Regions from separate parts of the Homo sapiens genome. Here region 2 is linked to region 1. The links are chromatin loops, found by intact Hi-C in ENCODE. Cell type or tissue: PC-9. All regions are shown on one strand. Each heading gives the region's core, and the rest is flanking DNA. Links, peaks and the distances in the headings are about the cores only. Region 1 holds the start of LOC124900960 (a long non-coding RNA gene). Region 2 has its middle 46 kb from the start of RAI14-DT.

Region 1 (16,029 bases), core at 2,690-10,689:
AACATATTTTACAGAGACCCAGGCTTTTTCATGGGAGTGCACAAGCTTGGTAACCTAGGAGACCCCACCTCTCCATTCTCCCAGAGCCTATTGCCTTAGAAAAGCAACTTCAATTTAACAGAGGGCCAGTTTTCTTAGCCTCAATCAAATGGACAAGAGTAACAGAAGAAAAGTAAAGCTCAAATATTACCACAACTATAGTCCTAGATTTACTTTCAAGCAAGAATTCCCACGGTAGCTGAGTAGGATTGTGGTGCAAAGTCCCAAGGAAAACTAAGCTACAGGTTAAGACACCAAGGCAATGCATCAGAGTCTCTGAGAATCAACTCCTGATCCTTGAAGCAGCATCCTTTTTTCCTATTTGAACTTCAGTTCTGTCCTTGAATGCTGACAGAGAGCTGTTTCTTGCTCTCTGTTCTCAGAATTCTCATGGCTTGGATTTCTCGGTCCACTTGCCAGTTTTATCACTTTACTCTTATTCTCCATGGCTTCCTGTCACGCCATGGGGAGTTAGGGGAAAGTGTTCACTGATAGCCCACATATGATTTGTGGGTTACAATTTATTAGATTCTAGTTTTGCCCAAATACCGGGCATACTTTAATAACCAAAACATTTCATTATCTGGATAGAAATGGGTATCTTATCAAGCAGATTTAAAGGATATGGATCTGTCCTCTAGAAAGGAACAACTAGGCCGGGTGTGGTGGCTCACACCTGTAATCCCAGCACTTTGGGAGGCTGAGGCAGGTGGATCACTTGAGGTCAGGAGTTCAAGACCAGCTTGGCCAACATGGTGAAAGCCCGACTCTACTAAAATACAAAAATTAGCTGGATGTGGTAGTGCATGCCTGTAATCCCAGCTACTCAGGAGGCTGAGGCAGGAGAATCTCTTGAATCCAGGAGGCAGAGTTTGCAGTGAGCCGAGATTGCGCCACCGCACTCCAGCCTGGGCAACAGAGTGAAAACTCCGTCTCAAAAATAAATAAATAAAAGGAGTTAGTGTATAAAATACTGCTTTATGCCATAATAAAGATAATAATAATACTTAAGGCAAAAAGTCACACCAAGGCAAAAAAGCATAGACCAAGCAATTTCCTAGCATGAGTATTGAAATTTTGAAGCATATGTAAATACCAGTCCACAGCCTATATCACACGTAATGCTTATATCATCAACAGAAATTTATGGGTGATGAGTATATTAAAACTAAATATATGGTCAACTCACTCATGTATTAAAACAAAAGGTTGATTCAAATAATTAAGTGATGTTATACATGTAAAAACACATTGTTAACATTTAACATTTAGCTTTCCTTAAATCAGGTGAAATTTCACTATTCTTATATAACGTAGGCCCAGACTACCACTTCCTCATCTCCACTATGCGACGGTTAATGTTATGTGTCAAGGTGGCTAAACTACGGTGCAGTTATTTGGTCAAACACCAGTCTAGATATTGCTGTGAATGTACTTTTTAGATATGATTAACACTTAAATCGGTAAACTTTGAGTAAAGAGGAGCACCTTCCATAATGTACGTGGGCTTCATCCGAATAGTTGAAGACCAAAAGACTTAGATCTCACACAAAAAAGGTATTCTGTCTCCAAACTGCATTTTGACTTGAAATACCAACTCTTCTTTGAAGTCTCCAGCCTGTCAGGCTGCCCTACAGATTCCGATTCTGCCAGCCCACAATCACATGAGCCAATTCCTTAGAATCAATCAATCTCCTTTTTTTTTCTCTCTATAGATAAATAAACATCCTATATACACATCTATATATAGGTATATAGATAAACATCCTATTGGTTGTGTTTCTCTGGAGAACTCTAATATATACCCTCACCATCACTCCACAGTGGATCCATAAAATAAGATGAAGTGGGTTTTTTTTTTTTTTTTTTTGAGACAGGGTCTCACTCTGTCGCCCAGGCTGGAGTGCAGTGGTGCAATCTTGGCTCACTGCAACCTCTGCCTCCCAGTTTCAAGCGATTCTCCTGCCTCAGCCTCCTGAGTAGCTGCAATTATAAGTGCATACCACCATGCCTGGCTAATTTTTGTATTTTTTTTAATTTATTTATACATTTTTGTATTTTTAGTAGAAACGGGGTTTCACCATGTTGGTCAGGCTGGTCTCAAATTCCTGACCTCCAGTGATCTGCCCACCTCAGCCTCCCAAAGTGCTGGGATTCCCAAAGTGGCGCAATCTTGGCTCACTGCAACCTCCACCTCCCTGGTTCAAGTGATTCTCCTGCCTCAGCCCCCCAAGTAGCTGGAATTACAAGAGCACAACACCACACCCAGCTAATTTTTGAATTTTTAGTAGAGACGGGGTTTCACCATGCTGGCCAGGCTGGTACCGAACTCCTGACCTCCAATGATCTGCCCGCCTCAGCCTCCCAAAGTGCTGGGATTACAGGCATGAGCCATCACGCCTGGCAGAGATTAAGTTTGTATTTCTCTGCTTGTCACCACATCACACAACAATGCTTTACAAATTTTCACTAAAACCGGAGGGGATGTTAGTCTTCTAGAGCTGCCATTACAAAATCCCACAGACTGGAGGCTGGAAATCCAAGATCAAAGTGTCACCCAGCAGGCTGATGTCTCCTGGGACCTCTTGCCTTGGCTTGCAGACAGCTGCTCACTGTGTCACCACATGGACTTTTCTCTGTGCATGTACATCCCTTGTGTGTGTCTCTTCATGAGTCCAAATTTTCTCCTTGTATAAGGATACTAGTCATACTAGATTAGGGCCCACCCTAAAGGCCTCATGTTAACTTTATGTCCAAATACAGTGACAGTCTGAGGAACTGGGGGTTTGGATTTCAACATATCACTTTGGGGGTGGGCGGGGCCACAACTCAGCTCATAACAAAGGGTCTATCTGAAAAGATCTACATATAGACTACATGGCATACATAAAACTCACTTTCAGGGCGAGACACCAAAAGAACAGCTCTCTTCTAGAGCAGTTAAAAGTGTCCAGCCAAGGCCAGGCACAGTGGCTCACGCCTGTAATAATCCCAGCACTCTGGGAGGCCGAGGTGGGTGGATTACCTGAGGTCAGGAGTTCAAGACCAGCCTGGCCAACATGGTGAAACCCTGGCTCTACTAAAACTACAAAACAGCTGGGCGTGGTGGCACGCACCTGTAAGCCCAGCTACTTGGGAGGCTGAGTCAGGAGAACCGCTTGAACCCAGGAAGCAGAGGCTGCAGTGAGCATAGATTCCATCACTGCATTCCAGCCTGGGTGACAGGGCAAGGCTCCACCTCAAAAAAAAAAGTGTCCGTTCAAGAAAAACACGAACTTATATTTAGAGACCAGTTGGCAGAGAAAATAAGAAATCATTTAAAATAAAAGCCCTAAGTCCAAGCCATAAAGGCAGACACGGAATTGCTGGCATTGATTTGCCACATGAACAATATCTTGTGTATTGCTCAATCTAGAAAGCAGCAGAGGTTTACTTTTTTGAGCCTGGCTAATGATTTTCCCTGCAATCTAGATGGTCATAATACATTTAGTTGCTACATCCCTCTTGAGCTCTGGACTAGGCATGATGTGAGATCCTTGTATTATTTTTAACATATGTACATATTTTACATATCTACATATTTATGTACATAAATATATGTACATATTTTATATGTATGTATACAATATACATACATACACATCTATATATATATATATATATATATATATATATATACACATCTACATCTACATACATACACACACATATCTATATAAACAACATAGTTTTGATCACAAGGCATTCAGAGTCCAGATACCAGAAGCAATATCTATGGACAACAACGGGAGGCCGAAGACCTTACAGAAGACAGGGAAGGAAAAAAAGGCAATGGGAAGAAAGAGACTTAAGAGAGGAGAAGGAAGAAGGGGAAATATAAGAAATAGGGGAAGAGAACCCATGTGGGAAGGCAGGTCTTTGTTCCTCCCCTCTCTGTGGGCTGTCATGGAGTCCCACCTCTGACTAATAATAGCAACAACAACAAAAATTACAGTGCACTCCTGTAATTCCAGCTACTCCGGAGGCTGAGCGCGGAGGATTACTTGAGCCCAGGAGTTTGTGGCCAGCCTGGGCAACATAGTGAGAACTAGCTCTAATAAGTAAAAAAAGTAAAAAATAAAAGCCAGAACTTTACATGTGAATAGCACATGCAGATTTCCAAAAACTTTTCACCTCTGTTATCCCTCACATACTCCAAACAGCCCAGTGAGACCTCATGAAAGCGCTATTACTTTTATTAGTCAAGTAGAAAAAAAAATCTGCCGGGCGCGGTGGCTCACGCCTGTAATCCCAGCACTTTGGGAGGCCGAGGTGGGCAGATCACAAAGTCAGGAGATCGAGACCACCCTGGCTAACACGGTGAAACCCCATCTCTACTAAAAATACAAAAAATTAGCTGGGCGTGGTGGCGGGCGCCTATAGTCCCAGCTACTCGGGAGGCTGAGGCAGGAGAATGGCATGAACCCGGGAGGTGGAGCTTCCAGTGAGCCGAGATTGCGCCACTGCACTCCAGCCTGGGCGACAGAGCGAGACTCCATCTCAAAAAAAAAAAAAAAAAAAAAAAAAAATCTGAGACAGGGTCATAGAATGACTTTCAGAGTCTGGAAGCGATTGAACATTTTATAGACTAACTTGACTCCATATAAATGATAAACAACCCATCATCCTCCCTTAAATTTTTGGTTTACACATAATCAAACTATATGATACATATACATTTTTAAAATTATGTGTCCATTCTTTTTCTGCGAAACTTCTTTTTGGTTTAACACTTTGTGAGCTAATCGTTTGTTTAGCTTTAAGTATATCTCACTTGCAAATAAGCTCTGAGAAGAAATAAATATTTACTGGGGAAAGTAACTGTCATAATATCATAAGGAAGAATTCTCATTCCTAACTAGAGGCCAATTCTTCTCCTTCTAAGGTAGCTTTCCAAACACTACAACTTTTTCTATAATTATTTAAATTTTTTTTTAAATCTTAGGAAGACAATGTAATTGGTGAACTTTTAGTAATGGAGACAAAGTGGGGTACAGGTAATATGGCTCTTGTCCAGAAATAAAATCAGGTTAGGGCTGATTTTAAGACTTTATTTTAAAGAGTTACCACAAAAAATATCTTTGAATTGGAAAGAAAGTCAGCCCTTGGCTTCGCTGGTGCGTCTTACACCTTGATATTACCACCTAGCATATAGCGCAGAGTTCAGTTACTGACATGCCATTGACCAGACATCTAAAAGCCAGCTTTTAGATGAAAACCCAGGCTCCAGTTCAAAGCTAGAAGGTGACACGTGCCCTGGGACAGAGTTCAGATACTATATTTCAGGTCTTTGTGTTAAGGTCTTAGCTTTTAGTCCAGCGTGCAACCACGGTAACTCAGGGAAGAGCAGTGCAAGGACATTCAAGGAGTCCCTTTCTATAAATTTACAAACTGCTCACATACCGTGGCAGAGATTTTCCACAAAGGGTGCGGTAAGATTTCTGTTCCCATATACTCTCCAGAACCACCTTGCATCAAGAGGCATAATCTATTTCTCCTCCCTTTGAATATGAGCGGGATGTTGTGACAATCTCAATGGATGGAAGGTGGCAGAAGCGATGCTGTATGATTTCCAAGGCTAGACCATGACAGGGGATGGATGAGGTTTCCGTTTAGCTCTCTCAGGATGTTTCCTTTTGGAACCCAGCCACCATGCTGTGAGAAAGCCAGGGCCAATGGGGCACCAGCGTTCTGGCCAAAAGCCTCAGTTAAGGTCTTAGGTGACAGCCAGCATTATCCGTCAGATGCTGAGGGAATGAGCCACCAGGTAATTAGCCCCCATCCTTTCAGTCTGCCCAGCTGAAGTTCCACAACACGGATCAGAGACGAGCTGTCCCTGTTGTACCCTGTCCAGAGAATTGGTGAGTGTAATAAAGATTTGTTTTACGCCACTAAAAGTAGTAGTCATTTGTCAAATAGCTCTACTAACTAGAACATACAGTACCGGCTAAATGAATGCTCAGAGGCAGAAAGAATTAACTTATTGATTTTCATCTTGTGCATTACTGGTCTTGAATCTGTCCTGGAGGTGGGGAGAGTAGGCAAGAAGTGGGGAAAAAATTTTAAGTGCCACCTTTCCTGCGCAGGCACTATTCATGGTACAACAAAACTTCAATTCCTCCAAAACCCCTAGGAGGTTAAGTCTTCATAGGAACTGATCTCCATTTTAAAGACGAGGAAGCTGGGGCACAGCAAGGTTTAGTAACTTACCCAAGATCATACAGGATGTGGTAGAGTTGAAATTTGATCCCCTCTCTGCCTGACCCAAAATTCACAATCTTTTGATTCTCCCAGTAGATCCCAACCTGGGGGCTTTGGCCCTGAACTGAGAACGGGGGAGGGCAGAGGAGGGTCCTCAGTTTGGTGGGGACGAGAAAAGATCCTGAATCCCTGAGCACCATTGTGTGTAATATGCTACATACACACAGTTTTCAAATATAGTAAGTTCCATGATAATTGTAATTCAAATCCACTTAATACATTTTGATCTCACCATTATGTGTCTTCTCAACCAACAGATAACAGAACAGCTAAAAGTTCTTAAAGATCTGTGAACTCTGTGTATGTTAGAACAGGTTTCTCATGTTTAAAAATGTTGAGAACCACTAACCACGTACCTTATGGTGTGTAAATTAACATTCATGCCTGATCAGTTGGACAACTGTGTTACCACAAGAAAACACAAGAGTTGTAAATCACCAAATTCATCTGCATTTATTTACTGAAGGTGGTTACCACGTGTTCTCTCTTAAATAATGGGCAGCCACAATTCACTAATTTGCTAGCTGTTGTTCCCATCGGGCACTGGCCAGCATTCCGTCCTGAGGAAATGATGATATACTGTGCCTTCCCATTTTCCACACCCTGCAGCCAGTGACAGTGATTGTGGTCAAAAGAGAATGAGCTTTTCTCCATCCTCTCCTTGCCTTGCCTCTGTCCTTTAGGATGTCCTACTGAGTAAACATTCTGCTTCCCTCTGAAAAAGAAGCTTAAGAGCAGGGTTGGAAGGATGTGGTGGTGACAGGCTTGGGAACAACTTCATTACCCATGAGGAATGTAGAGCAAGTTCACTGCCCTCCCTGAGAAACAGGAGCCGGATCTGTGCTCATGAGGAAAGAATGCCAGTACTTAAAGCCTTCTTCTGACAAAAGACCAACAACTTCAGCAGAGTTCTTTGCCCTCACATTCACAGGGGATGTGGAGCAAAAGACACAGAGCCACCCCTCAGCCAGCAAAAGACGGGCATGGGTGGGGTGACTGGGATTTGCACTCTCTTCCCACATCTGTCTTCTTCAGTTGCAGTAATCAGAATTCACATCCTTAAGGAGGCCTTGCTCAGGGACTACACGTCTTACCTTGTAACCATCCCTACCCCTGCTCTCTTGCTGTCCTTAAGCTCTTGAATCACTGCATTCCACAAGGATTCCCCCCCGCCCAAAATGGGCAAGTTAAAGGAGGGGAATTACAACATCCTAATGAAGTCGGTTAGGGTCAAACAACTAAGATATTCCGCCTCATAAAACTGCATTGTATTAAAATTGCATCCATATTTTTAAGCCTATATTTCTATATACCAAAACCCATGATTTCTACTTGTAAGCTGTTCAGCTCTGGTTAAATGAGGAAAGAAGAAATTAAGAAGTGTGCTTTTCAAAATCTTGATTCTTATTATCATTAACTTTAGCATGCCAACAATTCAAAGACTTTTTTGCGGTAACTCTTTAAAATAAATAGTCTTAAAATGAACCACAATTAGTCACAGTATAAGTCATAAATGAAAGAAATGCATGTGTTTTATCCTACTAAATGCACAACTAAAATCCATTACACACAAACACACACACATGCGCACATACACATACATAATGCTGAATATATAAACATACAAGTTAAGATTTATATACTGGCCACCAGCAGTGAGAGAACATTTCTCCTGACCATAATAAAGAAGCAGCATTTCACCTATTACAAAAAATACATTGTGAGGGGGATGAGGCTGCAGCCTGCAGGATCCTCCATCAATCTCCACTAAAATCTTGAAAATCTACCAACCACAGTGGAAGGCAGAAGAGGAAGAAAACTCTTCTCCATGGATTTCTGGCCTAACCAGGGTCTCTCCCTTTCCTCTCAAAGAAGAAAGACCTAGAAAGCAGGAGAAAAGAGTGAAAAGATAAGAAACGTGCGAGAGAAGACATTTTGAGAAATTAACCCAAAACTTGACCGGGCGCAGTGGCTCACACCTGTAATCCCAACACTTTGGGAGGCTGAGGTGGGTGAATCGCTTGAGGTCATAAGTTCAAGACCAACCTGACCAACATGGCGAAACCCTGTCTCTACTAAAAATACAAAAATTAACCAGGCATGGTGGCACGCACCTGTAGGCTCAGCTACTTGGGAGGCCGTGGCAGGAGAATCACTTGAACCCAGGAGGTGGAGGTTTCAGTGAGCCGAGATTGCACCACTGCACTCCAGCCTGGGCAACAAAAGCGAGACTCTGTCTCAATTAAAAAAAAAAAAAATTAACCCAAAACTTGTAATTAGCTACCCACATGACAAAAGCTACTGACCACTCCTGACTTTCCTCAGCATCTTTTCTGGATGGAGGCAGATCAGCTGACCCAGGAGGTACAGGGGAATAGCCCAAAGGGAACTGTCACAGCCAGGGAGCCTCAGCCTCACCTAGATTATCATGTACAAATTTCCACTCACCTCAAAAGATGTAGGCATGTAAATCCACCTATACTTGTCCTTTGAAATCTGTGCATTTTTTATAATACCGAATATTTGCCTATTTGCCTTGTCTTTTGCCACAAATAACTGCAGATGTATGTTATCAGGCATTTCCAATGTTAGAGTTCTTTACAGATTTCAAATTCCTAGAGGACAGGAAATATGGTTGTTTTTCTTGCACTGTACTGTAACTACCCACATATTGCATACAAATACATAAATTCCTGCCAGGAAATGCTTTTTCTTTTTTTAAAAAAGCCTCATTTCCTTTAAAGTGTCCAGTATTGTAAGAATTTTGGGAAGACTGATGATTACATCTTTATAACTGAGGTTAACTGTGATTCACTCATTCACTCATTCATTCGACAGTTTTACTGACCACCTCTTATGTGCCAGGCTGGAGAATGAGCAGTGAAATCCCCAGAGCCTAAGTCCTGATAGGGTACTGCTCTAGGGAGAAGACAGTTCACAAACAAATACATCATGAACAAACAGGTAACACATGAAGGGTGAGAAGTATTTAAAAAGTTAAAATGAAAGAATAGGAAGCCAGAAGAATGTGTGATTTTACTCGAGGGGTGGGAGGTGTCAGGAAAAGACTTTTTAGGTAGCAACTGTGCAGAGACCAGGCAAAGAGCCTTTTGGGGCAGGGAACACCAAGTCAAAGCGAGACAGGAATAATACAGAGTGGTTCAGGAGAACAGAAAATTCCAGGCAGGAGTTTCACATGACTAGTAAAAAGAAACTGTTGAAATTACCTGCAGAAGCTAGGGACTGATAAGACCCTGAAATACTGGGGCGTGGACCAAGCTGGCTAAGACCAACTGGACCCAAAATGATGCTGGATCTGACCTAGGTTCCTCTTAGAACCTCATTATGCACTCATTAGCATACTTAATCAACTCCCCCACGAGTGCCATGATAGTTTCAGGAACACCCACATTTGGTATAAAAACGGTGACACCACAGTTCCAAGAAATCTCCACCACCTTCCAGGAATTTTCATGAATATTCCCCACCTTGGTGAATGAAGCCCATAAAGGTAGCAGCCCCAAACCCCCTCACACGCACAACTCTCCTGAGTATGCCCACGCTCCCCTTGCCCCTTGAGGGTGTACTTTTCCCTTTGCAATAAATCTCCATACTTCTACAATTTTCTGACTCATGAATTCCTTCTTGGGATGGTGTCAAGCACCTGGACACCAGGTGAGGTTGAGATCCCACCAGCATTTGGACCTCCTCTAGCCCACCATATCAAAAGGCCCTGAAGCTGAGGTGGGCAGGTAGACCGAGGAACTGCAAGTGAGGTTCCCTTCCCTTGTCCACTTTGATGGCTAGAGTCATTGATCCTTCCAGCATAGCTGTTTTCAAGGTTGGGCTACTGCAATGCTAATCTTAATAGAATCAGCAGACCAACAAGTTCCTTAGCAGAGAGGTGGACAGAAACAGTAAATAAAAAACAGAATCCTGGGGCTAAAACTTTTTGACAATGCAACGAAGGTATTGGGAAACAGTATGCTTCATGTTAAATATTCCTGCTGATATTTTATTCCACAAAACAGGGTTAATTATTATTATATGCCATTGGATTTTAAAGCTGAAGAGTTCTTGCTTCCCTTCCTGTCCAATAATTACACTTAGATTTCTTACTTATATTGGCAAATGATCAAGATCATATGACATTGACTCCAGCAAGGAGTGAAACCACTCAGAAGAAATCAAATAGAAAATCAATCTGGCTTCTTTGCTGGAATGCCCACTAGAAGGCACATATACTTAGTTTTGCTTCCCTCCGTATCCCTGTCCCAGATAACCCAACGCCACCTTTATGTGGTTTCTTCTCTAAAAATTTGAAGTTATTTTGCACATCTCATCTGTGTTTAATGTGACTTTCAAAGGCTATTCTGAGAACAATGAGTTGAGGAACAGAAACCATCAAACAGAAGTCTAAAATGACATTAATGAACAGAAAAAAATTAGAAATATGGTAATAGAGCTTTTATAAGTTGACACTTAGAAATTTATGTGAAGAATGTAAACTCATTCTTCATGTAGAACAGTAGAACTGTACCTATTACTCAAAAGAAAATAAATTCAAAGGCCGGGCGAGGTGGCTCACGCCTGAAATCCCATCACTTTGGGAGGCCGAGGCGGGCAGATCATGAGGTCAGGAGTTCGAGACCAGCCTGGCCAATATGGTGAAACCCTGTCTCTACTAAAAATACAAAATTAGCCAGGCGTGGTGGCACATGCCTGTAATCCCAGCTACTCAGAGGCTGAGGCAGGAGAATCGTTTGAAACCGGGAGGCAGAGGTTGCAATGAGCCAAGATTGTGCCATTGCACTCCAGCCTGGGTGACAGAGCGAGACTCCATCTCAAAAAAAAGGAAAAGAAAAGAAATTCAAATACAGCAATAAAGACCAGGATAGTAGGACTGTCTCAGGAAATTACACCCATAGACAATGAAGCCATCTAAGAATTTCCCATTAAAAAGCTCCTCAGCCAAGTACGGCGGCTCACGCCTGTAATCCCAATACTTTGGGAGTCAAGAGGAAGGAAGGTCAATTGAGACCAAGAGTTCAAGACCAGCTTGAGTAACACAGTGAGACATTATCTTTATAAAACAATGTTTAAAATTTTTTTAAAAAAGAAACAGATCCTCAGTGAAGGATAAGGGTCTTCCTTTTTAAGTTTTGGGTTTGTTTTTTTTTCTAATAACTCCAGTATTAGAAAGTACTGTTGAGTCCAGAAGTTCAAGACCGGCTACTCAGGAGGCTGAAGTAGGAGGATAGCTTCAGCCCACAAAATGACCTCAATCCCATCTCTCTTGAAATTCTGCCTATCTTGTGAGATCCTCCCTTTAGTGAGTCTCTCCTTCCCCTCCGTAATCCCTCTCTTGGGTGTGACAATTGTCTTCTTTGAACCTCTTCACCACTGCCTGTGTTCTCTAATCCCACTCCATGTTATCCTTGGCCTCATCCTTATCCACCATCCTCACCAGCCCTACATCATAAGCTCTCAGAAGACAGGGACTGAATGAAGGTTGAAAAGTTACCTATTGGGTACAATGTTGGGTACAAGTGGCACTTAGATTCTATCCTAAATATTATTCTTCCACATGTAAATGTTTTGCGCCCCACCAACCCATAAAAAGTGTTTGTTTTCAGAATTCAAGGACAATGTGTCTCATTTTATGTATGCTCTGGAACCTTGCATCTAGTAGGTACTAAATATGTATTCTTACATCTTTACATAATTCTTCCTAAAGCTGCCTTTCTCCAAGGTTGTTCTATTCTTCAAGACACCCATATTTTTAATATTAAAAAATAATACCGCATGGCATATCCCCTTCCCCACAACCTTCCTTTTTCTTTGATACTCACAATGTACATTAATACGTTAAAGGCACTGAGAAGTCCTGTAATAAAGAGACCTGACATGACATTTCCCAAACCCGTTTGTCACAAACTTTTCTTGCTTATGACACCTGTTAATATCTAGCAGTTGTCACTTGGAAAAACTGTCGTAGTGTATCTGAACATCCTTATATATAACTCAGTGCTCAGTAAATAACATACATAAGGCATTTTATCATTTAAAAAGCACTTTCAACACATCATTACAACTGAATTCCCTCAATAAACAGACTTGAAAAGTAGGAAAGTATAACGAAAAGCAATCACTCTCTTGCTTTCCTCTAGTCCTATGCTGCTTCTCACCCAGCACTCCTTCCTTCCTTCATGCACGTGTCAACTGAAAGCTCCCTTTCATTGTCACCAGGAGACACTAAAGGTACAATGTGACTTGACCTGTTCCTCCCATTGAGACTTGTTCCAATCATCTTGGAACTCAGAGAGTTTTTAAATATAAACTCCAAATTGTTCCTTTTCCTCTTAAGGAAAGAAAGGCAAGTTTTAGGCTCAGGAAATGTACCTTGAAGACAGAATTTAGGTGATTTGATTAGTGATGTTTATAACTTAAACGAAACTCATAAAGTTCCAAATTTGGGGATATATCAATAAAGATTAGGTTCTACTGTATATAAAAGGAAACCCCATATAAAGTGGTTTTAACTAGAGATAAGTCTACACAAATAAAGAGAGGCTTAGAGGAGTCAGCCCAGAGCTGGCATGATAGCCCTAAGGAAATTTGAAATTGGGGCTCCCTCAATCTATAGGTTCCACTGACTTAACAAGATCACCCCAAGGTTCAAGACGGCAGCAAGCATGCTAACCATCAATTCCTCATCTCAGATAGAATAAAAAAAATAGAATAAAAGGAAAAAAAATAGAATAAGGAAAAGAGGCGGTGTAACTTTCAGCAGCATACAAGGATGCTTTGACAGGGCCTTCCACCTGTTTTACCTCAGTTCAGGCTGCTGTAACAGAATACTGCAGACTGGGTGGCTTAAACAATAGACATTTATTTCTGACACTTCTGGAGGCTGGGAAGTCCAAGATCACGTCAGAGTCGGTGTCTGGTGAAAGCCTGATTCCTGGTTCATAGACAGCTGTCTTCTTGCTGTGTCCTCATATGGCAGAAGGGATGAAGTAGCTCTCTGGGGCCTTTTTAATAAGGGCAATAATCTCATTCATGAGGGTTCCATCCCTGTTGTCAGGCCTCTGAGCCCAGGCCAAGCCATCGCATCCCCTGTGACTTGCACATATACATCCAGATGGCCTGAAGTAACTGAAGATCCACAAAAGAAGTAAAAATAACCTTAACTGATGACATTCCACCATTGTGATTTGTTTCTGCCCCACCCTCACTGATCAATGTACTTTGTAATCTCTGCCACCCTTAAGAATGTTCTTTATAATTTCCCCCACCCTTAAGAAGGTTCTCTGTAATTCTCCCCACCCTTGAGAATGTACTTTGTGAGATCCACCCCCTGCCGGCAAAACATTGCTCTTAACTTCACTGCCTATCCCAAAACCTATAAGAACTAATGAAAATCCACCACCCTTTGCTGAGTCTCTTTTCGGACTCAACCCGCCTGCACCCAGGTGAAATAAATAGCCATGTTGCTCACATAAAGCCTGTTTGGTTGTCTCTTCACACGGACGCGCATGAAACCTATGACCTAATCACTTCCCAAAGGCCTCATCTCTAAATACCAGTCACCTTGGGCATTAGGATTTCAACAGAGTAATTTTGAGGGGACACAAACATTCAGTCCATAGCACCCCCCATCACTTCTCTTTGACCAGGTCAAACCTAGTCAGTCAAACGTAGTTCAAAGAAGGCTAGGAAACTCTTTTAACTGAATTCACTGCATCCCAAATAAAAGATAAGGTTCTTTTACTAAGAAAGGAGAGGAAAGATATTGAATAGTCTACTAGAAATCTCTTCTGCTGGAAGAACACATGTCAGAAACTTTACAGTCTTGGCATGCTGAGCAGAAGTCACTTAGTCCAATGTTTCTGAAGCTCACTCATTGATAAGAATCACCTGCAAGAGCTGGGTGGTGGAGGGATGGTGCAGGGAGATCCTCACTGAAATGCAGCTCCCTGGTTCTACCCAGACCTACTGAACCAGAATCTTCAAGGAGAGGACCTGGGAATCCCTGTTCTTAACAAGCAACTTATGTGATTCTCATCATCAACAAAGTTTGGAAACACTAAAATCTAATCTTCCACCCACTTAGTGGCCCCTCAGCAAATGCCTGAGGCTAAGGGCCCTAGAGTCAGTCCAATCCAGCCTTGAGAAGCAAGAGGCATGCAAGTTCTTTCACATACTGAGGTAATATCTGACAGAGAGCCTATGCCATGGGAAGGGAACAAGCCAGTCTCACTACAAGAAATTACTGTTCTTATAAAGGGGAACATTTAGACACCAAGACGGATACATACAGAGGGAGAAGATGACCATGTAAGGACAGAGGACTAGAATAATGCACCTACAAGCCAAGGAATTCCAACAACTGCCAGCAAAACCAGAAGCTAGGAATAAGCAAGGAAGGACTCTTCCTTACAGAGACTTCAGAGGCAGGATGGCCCTGCTACACAGACTTCTCGCCTCCAGACCCAAGAAGGTATACTTCAGTTGTTCTAAGCCGCCCATCTGTGGCACTTTATTCCAGCAGCCCTAACAAATGAATACAATTGGTTAGTGAGGAAAGCGGAGGATGTATTTCCTTACCAAGGTCAAATTCCATGTTCATGGACTAATACCTAAACTATTTCCACGCACAACTCAGTCTGAATGCAGAACAAAGGAACTGCAAAAGGCCACTTGGAAACAATCTGGCCTTAAATCACATTTGCTTTTCTTCGGGATGGTTTGAAAACAAGTTTTTCCACACATTATCTCTGGGGGAATGAGGAGTGGTTAATTCATTCTTATGCCTCTGAGATCAAAACAAAATATCTACACGGCTTCCCTCCTAGATGATTGCTTATTATCCTAGATCAGTGCTTCTAAACATTTTCTGCTCAGGAAAATCTTCCAAAGAGCCTAAGTAATACCCAACCCAGCTCCTCTCCAGAAAATTGTATTCAGTTGTATGGGAGTTGGGTGAAGAACAGGAATAACTTTTGTTTTTAAGCTCCCCAGGTAATGTTAATGTGCAGTGGGGTTAAGAACTGTCTGAGATTATATGAATGAAGATTTGTTTTTTTCCAAATGTCAACAGAGAGGGGCAGACCCTCCAAAATTCCAATACTAGGAAAACCCATCTTGTGCAGAATTGACACAAAGTAGCTACAGACTTTTGAAAGTTTACTTTAAAAACTGATTTTCTTTTTTTTAATTGGAGACCAGTCTTGCTCTGTGGCCCAGGCTGGAGTGCAGTGGCATGATCTCAGCTCACTGCAACCTCCGTCGTCCAGGTTCAAGCGATTCTCCTGCCTCAGCCTCCCAAGTAGCTGGGACTATAGGCACATGCCACCATGCCCAGCTAATTTTTTTATTTTTAGTAGAGACGGGGTTTCGCCAAGTTGGCCAGACTGGTCTCAAACTCCTGGCCTCAGGTGATCTGCCCACCTTGGCCTCCCAAATTGCTGGGATTACAGGCAAGCCTGGCATTAGAAACTGAATTTCTGAATGAATTTTTTTTTTTTTTTTTTTTTTGAGATAGGGTCTCACTTTGTTGCCTAGGCTGGAGAGCAGAAGCATGATCATAGCTTACTGTAACCTCAAATTCCTGGGCTCAAGCATTCCTCCCGCCTAGCTAGCACAATAGGCATGTACCACCATGCCCAGTTATCTTCTAAAGTTTTT
Region 2 (16,029 bases), core at 4,775-12,774, 110 kb after region 1:
GGTTCAAGTTTACTCGCCTTTCTTTGAGCTCTCTTTTAGTTCTTAAGGCAGGATATTACATCAACCTAGAATTCCAAAATATGTCCCTCTGATATTTATTACTAGAAACACTAAATTCTAGAAACATAGTTCACCTTAAAAGGAATTTAAATGCTTTTATTCATCTGATGCAATTGCTTTTATCTTTTTCTTTTTTTTCTTCAGAAAGAAGTATGTTTTTTAATGGAGGTTTGAATGGGCCAGTTAACTTCTGTAAATGTCTTGTGAAATTTTCACAGGTAAACACACACACACACACACACACACCCCTTCAGATTATCCAAACTGGCTCAAAGTTTCTTCATCTCATGCTATTTCAGCCTTCAAATATGAGACTCTTTTCCTTCCTCAATCACTCTATACCTTATATTTACAGTTTACAGAATTATGAAGTGTGAATTCCTGATCTCATTTAATTTTTACACCTGTGGAGCTCTTAGATAAATGACCCTCATTTTGCAGAGGAGAAAACCAGTTCAGAGTGTGTCCCACTTGACCGCCCTCAGGTATTTGGGGTGCTCCTGACCTCGTGATCTGGCTGCCTCAGCCTCCCAAAGTGCTGGGATTATAGGCGTGAGCCACCGCGCCCAGCCCCCAAACTTTTTCTTTTTTGAGATGGAGTTTCACTCTGTCACCCAGGCTGGAGTGCAGTGGTGTGATCTTGGCTCACTGCAACCTTTGCTTCCCGGGTTCAAACAATTCTCATGCCTCAGCCTCCCAAGTAGCTGGGATTACAGGTGCCCACCATCATGCCTGCCAATTTTGTATTTTTAGTAGAGACAAGGTTTCACCATGTTGGCCAGGCTGGTCTCGAATTCCTGATCTCAAGTGATCCTCCTTCCTCAGCCTCCCTAAGTGCTAGGATTACAGGCATGAGCCCTGTGCTCGGCCCATAACTAGCATTTTTATGAACCGCTCATGCAGAGGATCTCCATGTTTCAGTTTACCTGTGTAGCCTCATCATGGACAGATTTAGTTGTTTCTTTCCCAGGTTTCAAAATGTTGATGGTAGCACAGCCTGTGTCTTTTGATACTACCTTGGATACCCCTAAATGATCCAGGAATTATTTGTGCACAGAGGCTGAGTGTGTGTTATCTAGGTGTGTACTCAGGAAAAGTATCTGTGAGAATCAGATTAAGTATGAGTTAAGTCATATTCCAAGGTTACGTCTGAAGCCTTCTGGTGTAGTGTAGTTTGAAACATAAAACAGCACTTGAAATAAATGAGCTACAACTATGAGCAGCAATCTTTTCCCTAGCCTATGGTTTCTTATAATGATACTTAACAGGAAGGTATTTTTAGGCTTGTTACATTTGCAGAACAAAAGATGGTCACATACCTTTGGCTGAAGAATACAAGGGATGTTATTTTCTTTTTTAAATAAACATTTTGTGCAGTGTACAATGTGAATCTAGATACAGGAAAGCAAACTATTTTCTTGTAGAAAAAAACCAGGCTATATATTTAGCACCTGCTCATTTCCCAGCATGTCCCAGCAGCTATTATTTAAGGTAATAGCTCATTAATACTTTTATGTATAGGCTTTAAAAAGAGACCATTTGCAAAGTTCTTAATTCATATTATTTTATCTTGTTCTCCTAATAATACTGTGAATATTGTTATCTTTGCTTACAACTGAGGAGACTGAGACACAGATCAATTAAGTGGCATGTCCCAGACCACTCACTGGCCCTTCAGAAACAAAGACCCACAATTACACTTTCAGGCTCTGCAGTGCCAGCAGCACAAGCTCTGCCACTCACCATGTGATCTTTTTGTTAGAATTTTCTGAAACATTTAAACTGGAACAAGAGAAAGTGCTAATTACATACTGCTTTTTTCATTTTTGTTTTATTTTTATTGATACATAATATTTGTACATATTTATGCAGTACATGTGATATTTTGTTCGCTGCATAAATGCATAATAAATGTTTGAGCTTTAATTGCCACCAGAGTCTTGGTAACCACCAGGCACAGTGGCTCATGCCTGTAGTCCCCACACTTTGGGAGGCCGAGGTGGGTGGATCGCTTGAGCTCAGGAGTTCGAGACCAGCCTGGGTGACATAATGAAACCCTGTCTCTACAAAAAATACGAAAATGAGCCAGGCTTGAATCACTTGAACCCAGGAGGTGGAGCTTGCTGTGAGCCCAAATCATGCCACTGCACTCCAGCCTGGGTGACAAAGCAAGACCCTCAAAAAATAAAATAAAATAAAATAAAATAAAATAAAACGTCTTAGTAACAAATTTCTAATTTGACTTGTTAACAAATTGGCCAAGATAATACTCCCATTGGATAGTAGGCTACTAAATAATGGGAAGTTTATTTCTTTTATTTCGAAGATGTGTGAGACCCACAACTGGCCATTCTAGTGGGGTAGAGGGCAGAAAAGAGCATGATTTGATAGTTGCAAAGTTTTCCTTTCCTCTGCCCTGGTCACCCAGCAGTCTCCCTCCCTCTCTCCCTTCCTCCCTTCCTCCTCTCCTCCCTCTGGGTACCAGGAGGATAAATGGACACAGACACACTCTGGAACAATGTGGCCATAATGGCATCATTATCCTGGGATGGTAGAAGATAAGTCCTGTCTACCTGACACTCGTCTTGGCCCCATTTCAACTGCCTCTCTTGATTAGGGTCACGAATAAACTAACTTGTTTGCATTTTATAGTTGAACATACTTGATAGGACATAAGAAGGAGGCTGGTGCCAGGGTGGCTTCATAGGCGTGCTACCTGCGCAGTAGAAAAAGCCCACATGCTCAGAAAGGCCTGCACCTGATTAATGCTCTGCTCTCATCATCTTGAAATTCTCAGTAAGTTTTGACAAAGGGGCCCACGTTTCCATTTAACACCTGATCCCTTAAAATTATGTGGCTGGTCCCACTTGGTGGCTTAACGTATCAGCTTCAGAGACAGTGATCCCGCCAAGTCAGAATGCTACCAGATTCTAGGTTTCCCCAAAAAGCCTGGGGATAGGTGAATATGAGGCTAACAGATCCAAAAAAGCATGGGAGCAGGACCTAGTGGACTTAAAGCCTCATTGTGTGTGAGCAACAGAGGATGCTGTCCACCACCTGGCAGAGGGGTTCTCTCTTAGTTGAAGCCAGCGAGGCCTGATGCCCCACTCTAAATGCCAGGAAGATATGTCCTCAGGAATGCAAACTGTAGTTTCTTGATTGAGAGTGCTGCACAGGCAGACAGGAAACGGTCAATATCCAACAATCGATATCCAAACTTTGGGATTTTTTTGCCCTTTTATTTTAGAAAGCATTTTCATTTTAAAATTGTTAATCTTTTTACTCATTATAAATTACATTCAAGAAACACATTTCATTACTGATAAGCAGAAAAAAATTTAGAAATCACTCATGGTCCTACTCCCTAGAGATGATCACTGTTAATGTTTTAATGAACATATATATTTATATACACATATATGAAGAGTCATGCATTACCTAATGATGGGGATACATTCTAAGAAATGTGCCATTAGGTGATTTCATCTTTGTGCGAACATCACAGAGTGTACTTACTCATGCCTAGATGGTACAGTTGACTAAACACCCAGACTATATGGTATAGCCTATTGCTCCCAGGCTACAAAGCTGTACAGCTGCTGCTGTACTGAAGGCAATGGTAACACAGTGGTAAGTACTTGTATATCTAAACATAGAAAAGGCACAGTAAAAATACAGTATAAAAGATAAACAATGAAGCTGGGTGCAGTGTTTCACACCTGTAGTTTCAGCCTTTTTGGAGGCTGAGGTGGGAGGATTGCTTGAACCCAGGAGTTTGAGACCAGTCTGGGCAACATAGGGAGAACTTGTCTCTAAAAAAAAAAAAAAAAAAAAATTAGCCAGGCATGGTGGTACATGCCTGTGTTTCTGCCTACTTGGGAGGCTGAGGTGGAAGGATCTCTTGAGCCCAGGAGGTTGAGGCTACAGTGAGCTGTGATTGCACCACTGCACTCCAATCTGGCCAACAGAGTAGAGACCTTGTCTCAAAAACAAAACAAAAACAAAAACAAACAAACAACACAAAATCCAAAAATTAAAAATGGTACACTTGTAGGTGACACTTACCATGAATGGAGCTTGCAGGACTGGAAGTTGCTCTGGGTGAGTGAGTGAGTGAGTGAGTGAATGAGAAGTGAGTGAATGGGAAGGCCTAGGACATTACTAAACACTACTGTAGACTTTATAAACACTGTACACTTAGGCTACACTAAAGTTTATTAAAAATAGTTTCTTTCCTGGCCGGGTGCAGTGGCTCACGCCTGTAATCCCAGCACTTTGGGAGGCTGAGGCGGGTGATAACTTGAGGTAAGGAGTTTGAGACCAGTGTGGCTAACATTGTGAAACCTCGTCTCTACTAAAAATACAAAGATTAGCCAGGTGTATTGGTGGGTGCCTGTAATCCCAGCTACTTGGGAGGCTGAGGCAGGAGAGTCACTTGAACCCGGGAGGCAGAGGTTGCAGTGAGCTGAGATCATGCCACTGAACTCCAGCCTGGGTGACAGAGCAAGACTGTCTCAAAAAAACAAAAACAAGAACACAAAAACGAAAACAAAAACACACATCGCACAGCTGTACAGAAATATTTTCTTTTGTTATATCCATGTTCTATAAGCTTTCTTCTATTTGAAAATTTTATTTTTTACTTTTCAAACTTTTTTTTTTGTTAAAAGGTAAAACACAAACACCCACATTAGCCTACACCTACACAGGGGTCAGGATCATCGATATGACTGTCTTCCACCTCCACATCTTGCCCCACTGGAAGGTCTTCGGGCCAGTAACACGCATGGAGCTGCCATCTCCTCTGATAACAATGCCTTCTTCTGGAACACTCCTGAAAGACCTGCTTGAGGCAGTTTCACAGTTAACTTAAAAAAAAAATAGAAGCAGTACACTCTAAAATAATGATTAGGCCATGTGTGGTGGCTCACGCCTGTAATCCCAGCACTTTGGGAGGCCGAGGCGGAAGGATCACTTGAGGTCAGGAATTCAAGACCAGCCTGGCCAACATGGTGAAACCCTGTCTCTACTAAAAATATAAAATTAGCTGGGCATGGTGGTGGGCGCCTGTAATCTGAACTACTCAGAAAGCTGAGGCAGAAGAATCGCTTGAACCTGGGAGGCTGAGTTTGCAGTGAGCCAAGATCCCATCAATGCACTCCAACTTGGGTAACAGAGTGAAACTCCATCTCAAAAACAAATAAATAAATACATAAAATAATAAAATAATGATTAAAAGTGTAGAATAGGCTGGGCACGGTGACTCTTGCCTGTAATCCCAGCACTTTGGGAGGCTGAGGTGGGCGGATCATGAGGTCAGGAGATCAAGACCATCCTGGCTAACATGCTGAAACTCCGTCTCCACTAAAAATACAAAAAAATTAGCCGGGCATGGTGGCGGGTGCCTGTAGTCCCAGCTACTCGGGAGGCTGAGGCAGGAGAATGGCGTGAACCCGGGAGACGGAGCTTGCGGTGAGCCGAGATCGCAACGCTGCACTGCAGCCTGGGCGACAGAGCGAGACTCCGTCTCAAAAAAAAAAAAAAAAAAAAAGTGTAGAATAGTAAATACATAAACTGTAACATAGTAGTTTATCATCAAGTATTATGTGCTGTACACAATTGTATGTGTTAGACTTTTATAGAACTGGCAGCACAGTGGGTTCGTACCAGCATTGCCACAAACACATGAGTAATGCTTTGTGCTAGGACATTATCATGATTGCAACGCCACTAGGTGATAGGAATTTGCAGCCCCAGTTTAATCTTACGGGACTATCATCATATATGAGGTCCATAGTTGGCAGAAACATCATTATGCAGCATATGACTATACCTTAGAGAAAAACAAAACAAGATTATGATCTATTTCACTCTATATGGTATCACAAAGTTGCTGCTTCTTTCATTTAGGATTTTGAGAACGTGGTCCCATGTCATTACATGTTCTATTACATCACGTACAGTCTGTCAGATAATTTTAATAAAGTTTATAGCTTACCGAACTAACTCGTATGGTTTGATATTTAGACTGATTATCATTTCTTGCTATTTTAAATGGTGCTGTGACGAACAGATGTGGAGCTACCTTCAAAATTATCCGTAACTATTGCTTTAGAATAATTTTCTAGAAGTGAATTTTCTGAGTAAAAGATAGGAATGTAGTGAGAGATACTTGTCCAGTGGCCTCACAGAAATCTTGAACCAATCTCCATCCCTGTCAGCAGCGTTTATGAGTTTGGGCAGCGTTCTTAGAATCTTATGGGGACTTGGTTTTGTGGGTGGATGAGAGGTTGCAATTGAAACCTAGAAGAGGCAATTTCCTGACTGTCATGGGAGTTTCTAGAACCCCAAGTGGTCAATAAAATGGGGTGCAAATGGATGTAGTTTTTTATAATTTGTAGTCTAGTCAACCGCTGTGGGGCGAAAATTATCCTAAAGGGATTACGACCAAGAAAGAGGTTGCCCAGAGGTTCTATTAGCCTCTAATTGCACCTTATGGTTATATGTAACAGCGTGATCGCATAGTGCTGAATCAGGGTTTATAAAAATTGCACTAAAACCAAGTCCTGTAATTTGAAAATAAAAAACAAGCCTTTTTTTTTTTTTTTTTTTTTTTTTTGCTCCTTACTCAATCAGTAGGAATTATTGGCTTGTTTGGGTTCCCTATCCCTCTCCTCTTCCAGCTACCCTTAAGATTTTTCTTTTTTGTCACATAGAGAAGCATATGTCATGTCAGCTCATTCAAAAGTAAATTCCTCACACTCCAGCTTCTTCCGTAAATTAAAATTTCAGCTTAAATCTTTTTGATGTTTACAAACACTGAGCCTCATAATCCCCACATCTATTTGTGTATCAGACTTCTCTTTAGGGAATCCATAAATAATCCTCCTCCATAAAACAGGCCCGCACCTGGGCTCCTGGAAAAAATCAGTAAGAGGGAAACACAAATAAACCTACTAGAAGCACAGCTGGAATTTAGAGGCTCAGTCAATCATAGAAGCCTTCACATTTTTTTAAAAATCAGCAAAGATTTTATTATGTGGCATAGAGGTTATACATATAGAGAAGAATCAAAATTCTGAGAAATTATTTTCCATCGCACAGAGGCTTCCTATTAAATGGATGTGTGATGTACAACATCTTTAAAGACAGATCTCCCCTGTGGGTTGTAGATGATGCTCCAAGAATACATTCTAATGTCCGGAAGAACCATTACCCACTGACATGCTGGCAGTCATTTTCAGGGACTAGTGGCTTGGGTCTGTGGTTTATTTTCCTACACAAAAGTGCAATGGATTATATAACCTTTACAGTGGGCAGTGTTAGAATTCCCATGGTACGATGGCTTATCCTTTTAAAAATGTATTAAATATAAATGAACCATTTACCATTAACCATAGTATATATTGTTTTCTTGCTTTCATCTTGTGTCTTCTTTCCTTTTCTCGTCTACACACCACTGTTTTCTTTTTCCAACCCCTTGCCTACATACTTTTCTTTGCCTTAAGAGCTTATGTACACATCTCTTTTTGGTTTCCTTTGTAACAACTCCAACACATTTCCTTTTATGTTTTGATTTTTTGCTTAGCTTTTTCTCCCTTGTTTTTTTCACCTCCCCCCAACCAAACCATGTTTATTTCCATTTTTCTCTCAATGGTCTAATTTCTCTCCATGCCTGTCACATTTCACTGAGGTTTGCTGCATGATTAAAATGAAGGAAGCCTTTTCTTCTCATGCTTAAAAAGGAAACTGCCCACTATATAGTTTCAGCTTATCCTAAATGACTGCCTCCCTTGAATAGGATCCCTAGCTCTTTCTTGCAAAACCCAGCTCAAAGAACAGCTTTGTGCTCTGTATAGAACACACCAGGGATATGTAGGTTCAAGCTATGTTGTTCTGAATTTTCAGTGTTGCTTTGTTGAACATTAAGAAGCCCCTCATCACTAGTGTCACCTCTTTCTCTCTCTGCTTCTGCCATTTACAGATGTTTTCAGCTGGCATTCACCCTGCTTGTCAAAAAGGAAATTGGTAGCCCTAAACTCACTGTGTTAGTCTGTATTTTTTGCACTGCTATAAAGAAATACCCAAGACTGGGTAATTTGTGAAGAAAAGAGGTTTAATTGGCTCATTGCTCTGCAGCCTGTACAGGAAGTTTGGCAGCATCTCTTCTGCATAGGCCTCAGGGAGCTTTGACTCATGGTGGAAGGCACAGCGGGAGCAGGTGTCTTACATGGCAGGAGCAAGAGGATGAGGGAGAGAGGGAGAGGTGTCACACACTTTTAAACAACCAGACCTCACAATAATACACTCACTCACCATCACAAGAACAGCACCAAAGGGAGATATCCACCCTCACGATCCAATCATCTCCCACCGGGCCCCACCTCCAACATTAGGGAATAGAATTCGACATGAGATTTGGGTGGGACACAGATCCAAACCATATCATTTGCTAATCAGAACCCAGAAGATGTTTAAAGGGAGGTGTTAACCTCAAACTATCACCCCTAATGTCTCTCTCGCTTGTGGAATGAAAAGAATGTGAAGGGGCATTGAAAAAGAATTCTGCCACAGTGAATGGTTGTTAAGATGTGGCGTGCATGGTGAAGAACTCACTCTGCTTTTTTATTTTATTTTTTATTTTTTTGAGACAGGGCTTTGTTCTGTTGACCAGGCTGGAGTGCAGTGGTGGGATTTTGGCTCACTGCAACCCCTGCCTCCTGGGCTCCAGTGATCCTCCTACCTCAGCCTCCTGAGTAGCTGGAATATACCATTATGCCCAGCTAATTTTTATATATTTTTTTGTAAAGACAGGGTTTTTTCACGTTGCCCAGGCTGGTTTCAAACTCCTGGATTCAAGTGATCCTCCTGCCTCAGCCTCCCAAAGTGCTGGGATTACAGGCGTGAGCCACCACACCCAGCTGTTTGTGAGTCTTTAATCACGGAACTTGTTTCACTCTGGGAGACTCTCTAGAACATATATATCCATGTGAGGGGGACAGCCTTTGCTTTTTGAGATCTTGCTCAAGTCCATTCTTAAATGAGTGTGCTGGGGAAAGGATAATATAAATCCTAAAAGACAGAGTATCTCAGACTCTCCAGTGAGTCATTTCCTCATTCCCATTAATTGGCTTAGACCCAACTATAGACTGGAATGCTATTTTTATGCATTCGTTCACAACTGAGAGATCTAACACAAGGTTTAAGTAACAGAATCTGCCAATTTGAAGAAGAGAAAGAAAATGCCTTACTGCATATTCCAGTAAATTAGGCTGACAATATGTTTCACATTTTGAAATAATTTTTGCCTTCTAAAACATTCATATATAGGCTGAGAATTTTTGGGGGGATGTAACACTGCTTGGAGATAAAGGGGATATTCTCACTACTATTTCCCTCTACTGTGGCTTCCTTGGTATATTTTTTCTTTGTGCTTGACTTTTTTATGGTGGGGTACATTGAAGCTCTATCAGACACAGTTGCTGTCTAATAAAATGTGACTCACCTCTCCATTCCGTTGTAAAAGTTGAAATGGCAGTAACTCAAGTGTGTGGCTGACTCAGTAATTGGCCAGCATAGCCTTTATTGAAATTATCCTGTAATCTAGAAATTAGAAGTTAAATAGCCCATGAAGTCATCCTGACCCAGCTGTTTGGGGCCATGGTAAGAGTCTCTTCTGGAACATTTTTCTATTACCCCTTCAATTTGGTTTTATAATTATCAGTCACGCAACCACACTGATCATGAACTTGGCAAATTTCTTTTCTAACTAGCTGAAAAACTATAGAACATATCACCTAGCAGCAGAGCACATCTTCTGAGATAAAGTAGCAGTTATTTCTTCAATGAAATAACAGATTGGAGGCCGGTCCATAAAACTCAGGAAAACCTATAGGAAAGTTATGGAGATTGTGCTTGAAGTTTAATCTCGTCAGTGTCTAGTGGAGTAACAAGGTTTATCATGAAAGAAAGTTTGTCAAGGTGTGATGCCTGGACTAGTGGTGAAAGGTCGGTATGTCTAGGGGAAAGAATTGAGCCATCTGACTGTCAATGCTGGGCATGGGAAGACTAGAAGGGGGCAGGAAAGGGAGCCAGCCTGGGAGATTTGGGCAAAGTGAAGTGGGCTCAGTGGGCATTAGTTCCAAAAATGCAGGTCTGGCCATGGCTGCTCATTCTCTGCAAGATGAGCTCCAAATCTCTCGCAATGGCAAAGTGGACTATTAAGATTCTACTCACAGGCATGGTGGCTCAAATCTGTAATCTCAGCACTTTGGGAGGCTGAGGCAGGTGGATGGCTTGAGCCCAGAAGTTCTAGACCAGCCTGGGCAGTATAATGAAACCTCGCTGTCCCTACAAAAAATTAAAAAATGAGTCAAGCTTGGTGGCACATGTAGTCCTAGCTACTCTGGAGGCTGAGGTGGGAGGATCCAGTGAGCCCAGAAGGCAGAGGCTGCAGTGAGCCAAAACTGCGCCCCTGCATTTCAGCTTGGGAGACAGAGAGAAACTCTGTCTCAAAAAACAAACAACAAAAAAAAAGATTCTACTCCACCTCAGTGTTTGTTTCATCCCTGATTCCTTGATCATTCTGTTCCCTCTAGCTAGAATACCTTATTCCCCTGTCTACCTGGAATATTTGGATTTGTCTTTTGAACCTCAGTTTAGCTCTCATCTTCTTCAGAAAGTTTTCATTGAACCCACAGATAGAGGATTCATGCTTCTGCCAGGTGCATGCTTCTATTGCTTTACTTATTTAAAGCAGTGTGATTTATATATTTACTTGATTTATTTGTCTACTTCCTATAATGGACCTTGAGCAACCTAAGGATAAGCTTGTGTCTTTATTCATTTTTATGTCTGCCATGTCTAGCACAGAACCTAGCACATAGTAGAAGTTCATTGCATTTATGGAGAGTGAATGAATGAATGAGAGAAGAGGCATATTTTTAGTACAGTTGTCTCTCCGTATCCATGGAGGAGTGGTTCCAGGACTCCCCTTGGATATCAAAATCCATGGATGCTCAAGTCCCTGATGTAAAATGGTGTGGTATTTGCTCATACCCTACACACATTCTTCCTTATCCTTTACATCATCCCTAGATGACTTATAATACCCAATGCAATGCAAATGCCATGTAAATAGTTGTTACACTGCATTGCTTAGGGAATAATGACAAAAGTCTGTACATGTTTAGTACAGGTGAAACAATCTATTTTTGTTTTGTTTTTTCAAATACTACCTATCCGCGGTTGGTTGAATCTATGGATGTGGAACCCACAGATGTGGAACCCACGGATATGGAGCACCTACTGTGCTATGAATCAAGGAGGCAGAGCACCAGAGATGCTGCAGAGTGTGTTTCCATATTGTGAGGGAGATTGGATTAAATGTTACCTAAGAAAACGCCATGAATCAAATAGCATTCCTGACTTTTAAAGAATCATAGATTCAGCATGAAGAAGGAATGTTAGAAATCATTTAGCACAAATCCCACTTCAAGAGAGCAGTCTTGGGCTGGGTGCGGTGGCTCACGCCTGTAATCCCAGTACTTTGGGAGGCTGAGGAGGGCGGATAGTGAGGTCAGGAGATCGAGACCATCCTGGCTAACATGCTGAAACCCCATCTCTACTAAAAATACAAAAAATTAGCCGGGCGTGGTGGCGGGCGCCTGTAGTCCCAAGCTACTCGGGAGGCTGAGGCAGGAGAATGGCATGAACCTGGGAGGTGGAGCTTGTAGTGAGCCAAGATTGTGCCACTGCACTCCAGCCTGGGCGACAGAGCCAGACTCTGTCTCAAAAAAAAAAAAAAAAAAAAAAAAAAAAAAAAAAAAAAAAAAAAAAAAAAGAGAGAGAGAGAGAGAGCAGTCCTTTCTAGAGCCTTTTTTTTTTTTTTTTTTTTGAGATGGAGTCTCGCTCTGTCGCCCAGGCTGGAGTGCAATAGTGCAATCTCGGCTCAATACAACCTCCTTCTGGGGCATTATTGACAGATTAGCAGCTGGCTTGCATTTGAATGCTCCAGGGCCAGAGGGCAATGTAATTTACCAGGAAGCCCATTTGGGTCTCAGATGGCTATATTTGTTTTTCATGATTAGGCATAATTTAGCTTTTTGGAGACTTCATCTTAGTAAGTGCTCAGTAAAATTACCTACTATTATTGTTACGTTATTGCTTTATTTTTTCTTCATTAAAAACAGCTAATGATAGTTGTAAGGGTTTCCATTTCTTCTTTTCTCAAGGCTAACCTCCCTGGTTGCTTAATACCATGACTGGGTTCCCAGATCCCTTATCGTCTCCTCTCTTGCCACGTGGCTCACCAGCCAGGAGAGCATGATCAGTGCTTCTTGTGATCCCGACCCAATTCATTCCAGAAAAAGGCCCCTTTCATCCCTCTGCCCATGCTTATCAGAGGCAAATGCCCAAAGCAGGAGGCTACAGTTGTGAATCACATCTAGTGTAGCATTCATTCACTGAAAGAGAGCTGGGGTAGGAAATGCGATATTAAATAAGTGATCAGGGACACACCAAGCACATATTGTTAAAGAATTAGTAATATTAAATAGAAATTGTTGGAGAAAAAAAACCTTTCTCTCTGTCTTATTTATTCACACATTGCTCATCAAAAAGCAAAACAAAATAACCTTTATATCTTGGAAGCAAAGCCATTTCTAACTCAAATAAATAAACTGTTAAAGAATAAGACACTCACGGAAGATCAAAAAATAGACTGTGGGTCAGGCAAGGTGGCTCATGCCTGTAATCCCAGTACTTTGGGAGGCCAACATGGGCAGATTGCTTGAGCCCAGGAGTTTGAGACCAGCCTGGGCAACATGGTGAAACCCCGTCTCTACAAAAAATACAAAAACTAGCCATGCATGGTGGCGGGCACCTCCCAGCTACTTGGGAGGCTGAGGTGGGAGGATCACTTGAGCCCAGGATGTTGAGGCTACAATGAGCCATGATCGCACCACTGCACTCCAGACTGGATGATAGAGTGAGACCCTGTTTCCAAAAAAAAAAAAAAAAAAAAAAATACATAGACCATGGGTTTTTACTGCACATATTAAATTTTTAAATTCTTCTTGGATGATCTAGGGGAGAAAACAGAGCACAATAATCTGATTCTCCTTTTTTGATGCAAGCAGTACAATAATGAAACCAATGAGAAATTAGAAAGCTTTTCTAAATTTAAAAAAGTTATCTTCAGTTTAGAAACAGCTTCTGAATAATATTGATACATGCCCTTGTGAACTGACACACATAAAGACTATCCCAGTTAGTAACCCACCATTTGTATGATATAGCTTTCAAGTTATTTTCTTCATTTTGGTGATGAGTGTGCACTGAGTGATCCATGTTCTTTTATCCAATTCCTCTTATTCTCAATGATACATATTTGCAAAATGGCTAGGGAGGGAAAGGGTAGTTACATCTTCTGCATAGCAACTGAGATCTGGTTGCTAGTTGAGTAAAAGATGCTGGCTGTGTTCAAAAGAGGCAACTAAACTTGGGGTGGGGCCATGGGGGTGGGAAGAGAAGACGTAAGCTGGAGAAGACTGCCACTCTCAGTGGCTCAGCCCAGGCAAGCTGATATTTATTAACAGGGCTCTTGATTGCAGGTGCAAAGATTGGTTTTACCAGCAGATCCTAGAATAACAATTATAAGGGAAGCAAGATGGCGAATGGTTGCAGAAGACATTATTGTTTTCCATTTCTCCCTTTCCTTTTTCATCATAGGACCCTGATTTTGTGCAGGACCATGCCCCTACCCCGTCTTCCTTAAAGCAACCCTGTGCTCTTAGGGAGGTTGGCCCAGACCCAGGGGATAAATTGTGATTAGCCCAAGCCAATCATGCTGTCTTTTTCTCTTGCTGGTGATTAGTTTGGGCATGGGCACATTAACAGATCTGCTCAGGGAGACAAGAGAAGTGCATTCTGGAATCTTTTGAAAGGCTTGTAAAGAGAGATACACAGAAAAAGATGGTTTCTTATTCTCCTGGGCCTTCTCATGTCTGGATGTGGTACCTGGAACTGCAGCAGTCATTTTAAAACATGAGGGTGCTAGCCTGAGGATAAAACCCATATGTTAAGTAAGGGTAGCTGGGCAGAGATGGCAACACCTGGGGCCTGAGGATTTAACTGAATCACTAAATTAACCAACCACAGAATTTCCTGTCATACACGGAACAGTGCCCCCCCATCCCCATTCATATGTTGAAGTCCTAATCCCCAATACCTTAAAACATGACTGTATTTGCAGATAGGGCCTCTACAGAGGTAATTAAGGTCAGATGAAGTCATCTGGGTGAGCCCTAATCTGATCTGACTTGTCTCCTAATAAGAAGAGGAGCTTAGGACACATGGAGAGAGACACCAGGGATGCACATGGCCAGAGAAGGTGGCTTCCACAAGCCAAGGGGACAGGCCTTAGGAGGAAATAACCTGCCAACACCGTGATCTCAGACTTCTAGCCTCCAGAACTGTGAAAAAATTAACTTCCACTGTTTGAGCCACCCTGTCTATGGTATTTTGTAATCACAGCCCTAGCAAACTGATTCGTATCCCTACCTTGGGACTTCTTCATATTGTATATGAGGCCTTACGACTTTTTTGTTTGTTTTAGGTCACTTGAGTGGAGTTTTCTGTTTAATTCTAACAGGGTTGTTAAAAACACAAAAAAGATATTGTAGCCGTATTATTCTATTATAAATGAAAGCAAGTTCTGAGGCTAGGAGATATAGCTACAATATCTAACACTAAAGATCAGAATACCAGGGAGGATAATCCCAAGTACCATTATCATAAACACAAGGGGTAGCAGGAGAAAGCTGAAAATGTTGGAGGAGGGGTACCATTTACAATGTTTTTTCTAAACACCAAGGTAGAGCCTTGCTTTCTCCTCTCCTAATCCACCCATAGCTGGACCTGATACGGAGCCTCATGAGGATATGGTTGTGGTCAAGAACCACAGTGGAGCTGAGTGTCCTAGGCATGGGCTTAGCCCAGCGACTGTGACCTCAGCTAACCAATCCAGTTAACTAGCAACAGATGAAGAAACAAATTTTGACCAGCTTCAGGGAATGAGAATTTATAATGCCTTGTATATTAGCTAGAGTAGGATAGCATGGGACCCACCTCATTTTATAGGCTTCCCCTTACTAATGTAGGCCATCCCAGGTCCTAACTTCAAAGCAGGAAGTTGGGTAACCACTGAATAAAGAGAAATCCACCATCAACATATACGTAGCCTATATATGATTATATATATATATGTATATTTATAATCAAACAGCTCAGGGTTGGCTCCAAGCTATGAAATAAGAAATGTCCCTTTCATGACTAAATATGAAGTTTTTTTTTGAACCAAGTGTATTTTTCCAGAGAATAGTGGTCAGATTGACCATAGTTACTTATTTCTTTCCCTTCTTCTTTATTTTCTTAGACAGGGTCTCTCTTTGTTGCCCAGGCTGGAGTACAGTGATGTGCTCTCGGCTCACTGCAGCTTCTGCCTCCCAGGTTCAAGCGATTCTTCTCCTGCCTCAGTCTCCCAAGTAGCTGAGATTACAGGTGCCCGCCACCACATCTGGCTATTTTTCTTTGTATTTTTAGTAGAGATGGGGTTTTGCCATGTTGGCCAGGGTGGTCTCGAACTTCTGGCCTCAAGTGATCCACCTGCCTTGACCTCCCAAAGTGCTGGGATTACAAGCATGAGCCACTGCACCCAGCCATAGCCACATATTTCAAGCTTTCAATGCTTAGATTCCGACAGCGCCTCTTTGGTCTTCCACCTCCATGATCTTTTCCCTTCTAACCCATTTTGCTCCCTGTTGAAGCTTCCTAAGATCACTTTCATTATTTCCTCCCCCACCTCCAAAATATTCATCTGGGCCTAAAACTATTGGAGACACCCTTGAGTGCATCCGCCCAGCCTGCAGTTCCACATTCTATCTCTGAGAGCTGCTCTGTCCTGGAGAT

The links. Peaks named below come from ENCODE experiments on the same cell type or tissue, not always from the same donor. Only the 100,000 strongest peaks of a DNase experiment are listed, where the experiment ranks them.
Region 2: it touches region 1 in a loop (7-fold over the local background); 4 of 110 quality-filtered maps call a loop at or near these places.

Annotation. Positions count from the first base shown.
Region 1 is chr5:34,708,980-34,725,008 of GRCh38, reverse strand. The region is part of intron 2 of RAI14 (retinoic acid induced 14); the gene reads right to left. It overlaps LOC124900960 (a long non-coding RNA gene), which reads right to left and starts at 15,607. Exons shown (of 3, transcript XR_007058730.1): 1 at 14,783-15,607; 2 at 8,788-13,497; 3 at 3,703-8,220. RefSeq lists enhancers at 2,613-3,113, 3,114-3,614. In PC-9, for the core only: no CTCF peak of the experiment used is centred there; DNase peaks (open chromatin) are centred at 7,138 and 7,488; H3K4me3 peaks cover 1,872 bases; H3K27ac peaks cover 6,446 bases.
Region 2 is chr5:34,602,593-34,618,621 of GRCh38, reverse strand. No RefSeq gene overlaps it. Among named protein-coding and RNA genes, the nearest start is that of RAI14-DT, 46 kb to the left of the region's middle. In PC-9, for the core only: no CTCF peak of the experiment used is centred there; DNase peaks (open chromatin) are centred at 9,191 and 9,601; H3K4me3 peaks cover 287 bases; H3K27ac peaks cover 2,528 bases.